2 separate regions of the Homo sapiens genome follow, and region 2 is linked to region 1. Evidence: chromatin loops called from intact Hi-C (ENCODE). Cell type or tissue: mesothelial cell of epicardium. All regions are shown on one strand. Each heading gives the region's core, and the rest is flanking DNA. Links, peaks and the distances in the headings are about the cores only.

The links. Hi-C counts contacts between places; a loop is a spot of excess contacts. Peaks named below come from ENCODE experiments on the same cell type or tissue, not always from the same donor. Only the 100,000 strongest peaks of a DNase experiment are listed, where the experiment ranks them.
Region 2: it touches region 1 in a loop (9-fold over the local background); 1 of 110 quality-filtered maps calls a loop at or near these places.

Annotation. Positions count from the first base shown.
Region 1 is chr10:100,722,321-100,726,700 of GRCh38, forward strand. No RefSeq gene overlaps it. Among named protein-coding and RNA genes, the nearest start is that of PAX2, 21 kb to the right of the region's middle. In mesothelial cell of epicardium, for the core only: no CTCF peak of the experiment used is centred there; DNase peaks (open chromatin) are centred at 1,731, 2,031, 2,171 and 2,863.
Region 2 is chr10:100,784,948-100,789,327 of GRCh38, forward strand. The region is part of intron 5 of PAX2 (paired box 2); the gene reads left to right. Among named protein-coding and RNA genes, the nearest start is that of PAX2, 42 kb to the left of the region's middle. RefSeq lists enhancers at 1,886-3,391, 3,157-4,060. In mesothelial cell of epicardium, for the core only: no CTCF peak of the experiment used is centred there; no DNase peak of the experiment used is centred there.

The DNA.
Region 1 (4,380 bases), core at 116-4,115:
ACCAATACCGGCAGGAGACACAAATATAGGCTCCTCCACAGTAGCCCACTGAGGCAGCCTTTTTGGGGAAAGTGGGGGGATGAAGTCGAAGGGGACTTCAGTATAACGTTGGAGACTGGCCGGGTGCGGTGGCTCACGCCTGTAATCCCAGCACTTTGGGAGGCCGAGGTGGGTGAATCACGAGGTCAGGAGTTTGAGACCAGCCTGGCCAATATGATGAAACCCCTCTACTAAAAATTAGCCAGGTGTGATGTGTGATGGCACGTGCCTGTAGTCCCAGCTACTCAGAAGGCCGAGGCAGAAGAATCACTTGAATCCGGGAGGCGGAGGTTGCAGTGAGCTGAGATCGCACCATTGCACTCCAGCCTGGGTGACAGAGCGAGGCCCGGCTCAAAAAAATAAAAATAAAAAATATTGGAGACTGGATGCTCCCAGGGAAGCCAGCAGGGTCACCCCCAGGACTGAGGCCTAGAAAGGAAGCAGTCACTTATGGATGGTTGTTGGAGTCAGGAACCTGTGTTCTGAACATCCCTGTTATCCCTTTTTGTGAGGTATTCCCTCCTTAGAGTCTGAATAAAAGCCCCTTCTGAAATGTCCTAGTGTCTGCAGGCCTGTCCTAGGGAAGCCTCATTGACCTCTGAAGGTCAGGGCAGAGCAAGGAGGGCTCTTCCAGGAGCTGGATGGGACAGCTGAGATCTTGCTGGTTCCAGGGAAACTCAAGCCACAAGTTGTTCCAGGAGCTGTGGTGCCTGGCATGTTCTCATCTGAAGGGTATGTGTGTGCTGAAAGAGAAAGAGAAATGCAGGAGAAGTAAATGGAGATTGAGGGGAATGGGGTGGATAATCCAGATATGAGGACAGGAGAGGTCGGTTTGTAGATGTGCACACCTGTGTGTTGGGAATGTATGTATCTTCCTGCACCTATGTGTGTCTGTACATATTGGGGGGCTATGTGTGTGGTAGGGAACTGTGTACATATTGTGGGTTGTGTGCCGTGTTGAGGGGGGCTGTGTGTCTATGAGGAGGGCTGCATGAGTATGATTAGGGAGCTGTGGGGTAACCTGTATCAAGGGCTGTGTGTGTTGGGGGCTGCATGTGTATTAGGGGTTGTGTGTGTGGTGCGAGTGTGGTGTGAGGTGACTGTGTATATGGGGAGCCTGTGTGGTGTGTTGAGGGCAGTGAGCTGTAGTGTGCGATGGGCACGTACACATCTCTCCTGTGGCCCCACTTAATTTCCTCAGACTCTTGGACTGGGCCCAAAGTGACCCCTCCAATGATCCTGGGGAACCCCACTTTGGAACACCTCCCCAGTCCATGAGGGGAGGCTCAAGCTGCTCTGTCCCAAATAGCGCCTCTGGTTTTTTGGTTCTGCCAGGGAAATAGAAGATGAGGCCGTGGGAAGACAGCAAAGACCCAGAGAAACAAGCAGAGCTGGAGACAAAGATAGGGAAGGAAGGGAGACCCAAACCTGGAGAGAGAGAGAAAACTGAGGGGGAAGGGGGAAGAAGCAAGAGTAGATCAAAGGCGAGGGAGAGATGAGAGGGAGAGAGAGAGAGAAAAGAGTGCAGGAGAGAGATTGATGGGAAGTTGGAGGGGGGAGTGGGGAAGAGCGGAGGGGGAAGCAGAGCCGGTGGATCAAAGGCCAGAGAGGAGGCCCGCGAGGTGGGGGGCGGGGCGGGGAGGAAGGGACGAGGGGAGGGGGCTCGATGGGGGAATTGCCGGGCGGGCGCTCGGGCGCTCCGAGCTGCGCGGCTCCCCGGGGAGACCGCAGACACTTTGCGGAGATGTTACTCCGGAGTTGGAGACGATGATAAATATGATAATTTGTATAAAATCTGAATGGGTCTTGTTTTCAGGGAGAATGCCTTGGATGATGAATGGGCCCGGCTTTCAGATAGATGGCTGATAAAAAGTGTATTGGATTGTTGAGAGCGATTTTAATTCTCATTCTGTACCTGCAGATGCCGCGGCCGCCGCGCCCGGCCTCCTCCTCCCTCCTGCCCACTGCGCGGGGCGGACGCCGGCCCGGCCGGCCTCGGCGGCTCAGGAGGCTTCTGAAATGACTCTAATTACAGAGTTATTAATTTTAAGAGGAGGGTGAGCGGGGGGTTTATGATTATTAATCGAGCGCCCGAGCTCGGCGGGCGGGGCTTGGCGGGCCGCGGGCTAGCGGCGCTCGGAGTGCGGAGGACGCGCGGGGCCCCGGGGCGGCTCCAAGCCCGGCGGGCTCCGCGGCGGCGGCGACCAGGCTCGCTTCCCACTTGGGCTGCGGGCGGCATGGTCCCTCTGCGCCCATCCGGCTCTCCTCACCCCTGCCAGTCTCCGACCCGGCCGTCCAACGTCCCTCCCTGGCCGGCTCGCCTGCGCAGCCGAGCATCAGGCTCCGCGCCGGGGTAGGCGAGCAGGTCCCCAGCCCCAGGCCCGCAGCTGTAGGCCGGTGAGGAACAGCTCTGCTAGAGAAAGCGCACCCCACCCCCACCCCCAGCTCCCAACTCCCACAGGTGTCGAGGATTGCCGTGAACCCCGAGCCTGGGACTGGCGCAAGTGCGGGCTGCTTGAAAGGCATGATCATGACAATGACGCTTATGAGGCCCTTACTGTGTGCCAGGAACTGTGCTGGGAGCTCTGAGGCTTTACTTTCTCCATGCAGAAGGGATGAGGCTTCCCACTTCTCAGATGAGGAAACTAAGACTTAGAGAAGCAACTTGTCCTTGGGAAGGTATAAATGTACTTCAAGGGTACCCTGTTCCCCACCCCTCCCCCTCCCCCATACACACAACACTTTTCCTTGACAGGAAGAGCCAGGGAGGGGCGGCAAGACAGAAAGCGCTTCTCTCTGATTTACATGCATCCAGTCACCTCCACCCCCAGTGTCTGCTCTGAATGCCTTGGCCTATGGCCTGACACCCTGTCCGTCTTAGAGGGAGGGTTTTCAAAAGCTTGGACTGCAAGCTAGGAAGGCAGACCTCCAAAAGGAGTGCGTCAATGGTTTGGCTCCATGATACTAGCACTTTGAGAGTAGTATCTGCTGAGCTACGGTGACTCTTTTAAAGAATTCAAAGGTCATCTCAAGAGGCCATTCAGTCTTACTTGGTGAGGAAATGCTTACATTCCAGTAAAAAATGAGACCCTTCAAAAACAAGCCCTGGACTCTCCTCCCCCAACACACATATTTTCATTCCTACTAATTCTGGTCTCCACAGAACTGAATCATTTCAGAACTTCAACTTCTATCTTCTGGCAAAGACAACTCCTGCCCAAGGAGAGAAAAGAAAGACCATTGCAGGCCTAGAGAAGGGAAGAACTGGCCAGGTGCAGTGGTTCACACCTGTACTCCCAGTACTTTGGAAGGCTGAGGTGGGCAGATCACCTGAGGTCAGGAGTTGGAGACCAGCCTGGTCAACATGGTGAAACCCCATCTCTACTAAAAATACAAAAATTAGCCAGGTGTGGTGGTGCAGGCCTGTAATCCCAGCTACTCCAGGGGCTGAGGCAGGAGAATCACTTGAACCAGGGATGTGGAGGTTGCAGTGAGCTGAGATTGTGTCACTGCACTCTAGGCAACAAAGCGAGACTCTATCTCAAAAAAATAAAAATAAAAAAAAATAAGAAGGAAGAACTACAGGGCAGTTCTAGGATATGGGATGGGGGCAGCTCTGGCCACAGTGAGGTCACTTCTGAGGCTGGCCACAGTGCCTGTTGTGTGGACACAGGAGCTTGTAGACAGGATGGGCTCATGGGCAGGGTCCTCTGTGCTCTGCAGTTCCCAGGGACCTTGGCCAGTCTCATGGAGGATCTGTATGGGACAACCCAGGTCAGGCCTGCATGTGGCCCATCAGGATCTGTCTAGGGAATTCTTGCTGTGGCTGGTGTTGAGGATCAGGGCCCACTTAGGCCTGATCAGAGGCTAAGCCCAGCTGGGACAGGGCATGGAGAGGAGACACCCATAGTGACGCTGCAGGCCTGGAAGCTGGGAGGGCCTGAGGGCATCTTGGAGAGGGGCAAGGCCTGACTGGGAAAAATCAATCTCTCAACACAAAAAACACTTCTTGGGGTGGGGGCCCTAGAGCTTCCTGAAGGGCTGAGTGAGGGCTGGGAGGCCCTGCAGCCTCACAGTCTTGGCTAGTCTGCCTGCAGCAGTCAGATCTGAGTTATCTGATTTAGAGGCCCTGGGCAGAGAAAATAGCAGAGTATGGAGGGAGTGAAAGAGGACTGGCATGAGGATCTGGAAGGCAGGGGGTGGGGGGCTCCTGTGTTTCACCAACTGATGTCCTTAAAGAGTCCTCTCAGCCAGACAAAATGGTTTCTTGCCCTCTGACTTCTCTCTGGGGACTAGGAGTATCTAATATAGCATATGCTTAAAGAGTGTAGGTTAGGGAGG
Region 2 (4,380 bases), core at 100-4,099, 63 kb after region 1:
CCAGAATGAGACAGGTAGACAGTCCAGATAGATGAGGAAGTTATGTTCTGAAGCACCCAGAAGACAGGCTGTCCATCAGTCCGAGAAGGTAGAATCCCCATTCATATCATTCAAAAATCCTCACTTCTTAGCTGTAATTATGGGTGGGCATGTTAGTGCTGGATTCCCTGGGCCCTTTGAAGGGATGCCAATTCCCTGAACACTGTGTGAGCTGGTTTATGTGGCTGGAGGAGAGAGATTCTTGTATTTCCCTATCTACAATCAGGCTGAAAACTGGAAGTCCTTCGCCTTTACCCAGTTGCTTTCGGCTGGGGCCCAAAACATTGCTGTTCATCGGTGATGGTATTGAAGCGCAGGGCAGTTACACAACTTGTCCAAGAATCCAAATGAAGTCATATGGTGAGAATCTGCTGGTCTGTGTGAGGGAGGTGTGTTGGGATCATCCTTTGAGGTGTGAGATTGCAGGGGGCCATGATTTTGCATTCCATTCATTAGGTGTACAATGAATTGTGCCATTGAGTGGTGCCAAGCTGGTGCAGTTGTGCGTTTGCAGGCAGGGCAGGTTGCATGGCTGCAGATGGCCGAGTCCTGTCACTGCCTTTAATAGCTCCCTTCTGCTTTGGATGAAGCCATAAATGGAAGAAGCAGTTTATTTCCTTAGTTAGCTACCATCCTAGAGGTCCCCAAGAGTGTTGCTCAGGTTAGACTTGGAGCAAATGAGGGGATTAAGCCGTGGAAATGAGAAGCACCTGCCCTTGTCTACGAGCCTGGCTTGAGGCAGCAGAAGGTTGCAAAGACTCCCACCAGGAAGGAAGGCACAGGGTAGGAGTGAGCATGCCATCCCTAGAGCAGGGCATGGATGGGCAGTGGGGCTCAGTGGGAATGAATGTGGCCTCTGGAGTGAGCACAGCAGGGTCTGAATCCTGGTGCCCCTCACTAGTTGGGCAAGTCACCTAACCTTCATCAGCTCAATCTTCTCCTCTGTAAAATGAAGATGGTAATGGCACTTCCTTCCTGGGGGCTGTGGAGAGGATTCCATGAGGTCGTGAATTTAGTGTTGAGCTGACTTCATCTTGGAGACGCATCCTTGTGTATCTGGGAAAGAAAGCCTAATTGGCAGGTTTATGTTTCATGAGGAAATGAAGTTGTGTTAGAAAGAAATTTATTTGGGCATAGGCGCCCTAACCTTGGTGCAGCTCCTTGTAACTAGGGCAGCCTTTAGTGGATGCTGGGATTAGCTAACCCGGATGGGACCAGCGCAGTGGAGGAAAGCTGTCGTCCTCACACCCGGGATTGGGAGAACGTTTGTCCATTTCTATCTGTTCATTTACTCTGTGGTTACCCACTTGGGCCACATGTCATCTTTCAGCCTCCACAGGCATTTTAGGTGTGTATAAATAAATAAACATAAGATCCTCTTCTTTTTCTAACATGTGGGCATCTCTCCCTCTATTCATCTGTGGACATTACTGCTCCCACATGCAAGTTTATTTCTTTACCTTGGAAAATGTATGTTTGTTTTATAAACCCAAATGTAATTTTTTACACAGTTTATGCAAGTGTGAGTATGCATGTGTTCTACCGCTCTGAGGTCTTTGGGTATAAGGGGATGGGAATGTCATGCACTGGGAAGGTGTGCAGTTACCTGGGTAGTGTGCGTGCTTGGAGAGAGTGCCGGGTGTGACTGTGTGAGCGGGGAGAGCTCTAAGCCAGGCCTCAGTGTGTTGAGCGCCCATGGTCCTGGGCACAGGCATCACCCTACCTTCTGCTGATAAAGGGAGGGGCTGTCCTGAGCCTGCCTCCAGGGGTGGCCTAGGGCCCAAGACTAGGGAGACTAAGGCCCTTACAGCCAGGCTGTGAGGGAATTGCAGCTCAGAACCCTTGTAGCCCTTAGAAGGGGAGTCTGGTCTCCCGATCTTGGGATCCTGCCCCCAATCTTCTGCCTGCCTGTCTTTCGGGATCTCTCAGTGTTTGTCTGTCTCTTATTTGCTCTAGTTGAGGTATACACTGATCCTGCCCACATTAGAGGAGGTGGAGGTTTGCATCTGGTCTGGACTTTAAGAGGTATGAGGGCCAGAGGGAACATGGCGTGGGGGTCAAGGGAAATAGCTTGGGGGTGGCGGTTAGAGAACATTCAGAGAGTGGGTTCCTAAGGGCCAGAGCATGGAAAAGGAGGAGTTGGCTCAGGCTTCCACTGGGAGACCTGGAGGCTAACAGAGTCTCAGGGCCTGGATTACTTCCGCCATGGGCCACTGATGGGGTTTGGGAGCTGAGGCCCCGGTGGCCTGGAGGGTCAGGCACTCAGTGGATGGGGGGTCACTTTTTCTAGCCCTTGGAAAAACAAAGAGCAGATCGGGTAGTAAAACAAAAGCAAAGGAGACCTGGAAGCACCTGACAGCCCTAATTCATCACAGCCCAAGTTTTTTCCTGTGTTCCCATTATATTTGTTTGTAAAAGTGGAAATCAATTTTGAAGGTAATTTTCTGGAAAGAATGGAAGGGAGGTGGGAGGGCCGGATAAGGCAGAGATGGTAAAAGGAAAAATTTAGGCCAGGCACAGCCCAGGGGCAGCTCTTGGCAAGGTGAAAGAAAATTGCATATTCAATCTCCATCCATGAATCTTCCTCACTGCTGCCCGCCTCCTGCTTGAAAACAATGAAGGCTTTTTCCCAACGCTGGGCAGGGCCTCGGTATCAGCCTCACTTTAACTTCAGGGTCATTAATTCCCTGATTATTGAAGGAGAAGAGAGGGTTGCAGCATCGTCAATTCCAAAGGCACCCCCTCATGTGATCGGGCACTGGCTGGGGTTGGGTGGGGGGCACCCAGGGCAAAGTGAGGTGTTGTTTGAGAAAGGTGTGAGGAGCGAGGAAATGGGGGAGCCACTGGACTATGGGGGAAGGAAGCCAGGAGGGTGGAAGAAGGCAGTCATTACTGCATACCTCTGTTGTGTTGTTATTGCAAATTAAAAGTAGCATGTTCCACTCCACAGCTATCTTTGGGGAGGGAGGGGCACCGAGGGAGGTGGGGGATCTTATCATTGCTTCTTCAGCAGACCAGCCGTGGTGTCACCGTGTGAGGTGACATTTGAATTTACAATTCCGCTGAGAAAAGCCATTAATTCACAAATTAACATTTCTCCCTCTCCCTCTCTCTTTAACACTCTCTCCCTCTCTCACATGGATGTGCAAGCAATTGAAAAGACAAAGGAAATAGCCTTAAGGAAGAGACTTTACTGCTAGTCTGTGCTGAGATTGCTCCCCCTGCTTCCAGATAGATAAACCAATTACCTGAGCAGCTCTGCTCCTGGCCGCCCGCGATCGCCTCCTTTTGTAGGCTGCCTCCATGGCTGGATTACACTCGGTGTATCTCATTAATGTAAACCAGGCGTGCCCTGGTCACCAAGCTCTCTTCCCGGCTCTCCTTCTGGAGGGGCAGTGGGAGGAGGGCTGGGGTCAGTAAAGGCAGGCAAGGAGGACCCCGAGGAAGACCAGAGGCTGCCACTGCCTGGCTTCCCAGGCCCTGGGCACTCGGGTGCAGCCTGCCATGTTGGCTGAGGCTGATGGGGGAAGTCGGTGGGTGAGCGCTCCTTGGTGGGCTTGCTCTGAACTGAGTGAGGGCTGGGTATGGCTGGGGGCAGAGGAAGGAGACAGGGCCTGAGTCTCTCAGCGGCATTTTGGTCCAGATGCAGGGGGCTGGCAGAACCAGAGAGGGATCTGAGTGCTCCCTGCTTGGGAAGAGCTTGGAGAAGTTTTGCTGAGTACACACTATTTTAGTGGGATGGGATTCAGCCTGAAGGAGCTTGGAGAGAGGCTGAGGAGGGCCCAGGAGACTTGGCGAGGTTGCACCATATTGGGTAAACAAAAACCCAGCACTTGGATACAATTATGTCTGTTTACCACCTAATTCTTGCATGCACACACACCCCCCCCGACACACATACATGCACACCGACACACACACATGCACACCCAGCCATCCGACTCTTTTGCTAGAGAAGACGGGGAGAAGGAGTGTGCTCCCAGGTTTCTAAAGTGAGCTTACATCGTGGGTAGGGAATTGCAGGGCCTCTCTCTGCTTTTGCTCTCCTCCCAGACCCTGGTTCAGCACTGTAAGAAGGCATTTATGTTGGTAGGGGGCAGCTGAGCAGAGTTTTTGCTTCTCTCTCTCTCTTTTTTTTGGATGAAGTTTCACTCTTGTTGCCCAAGCTGGAGAGCAATGGCAAGATCTCAGCTCACTGCAACCTCTGCCTCCCAGTTCAAGCGATTCTCCTGTCTCAGCCTCCTGAGTAGTTGAGGTTACAGGCACCTGCCACCATACCTGGCTGATTTTTGTATTCTTAGTAGAGACAGGGTTTCACCATGTTGGCCAGGCTGGTCTTGA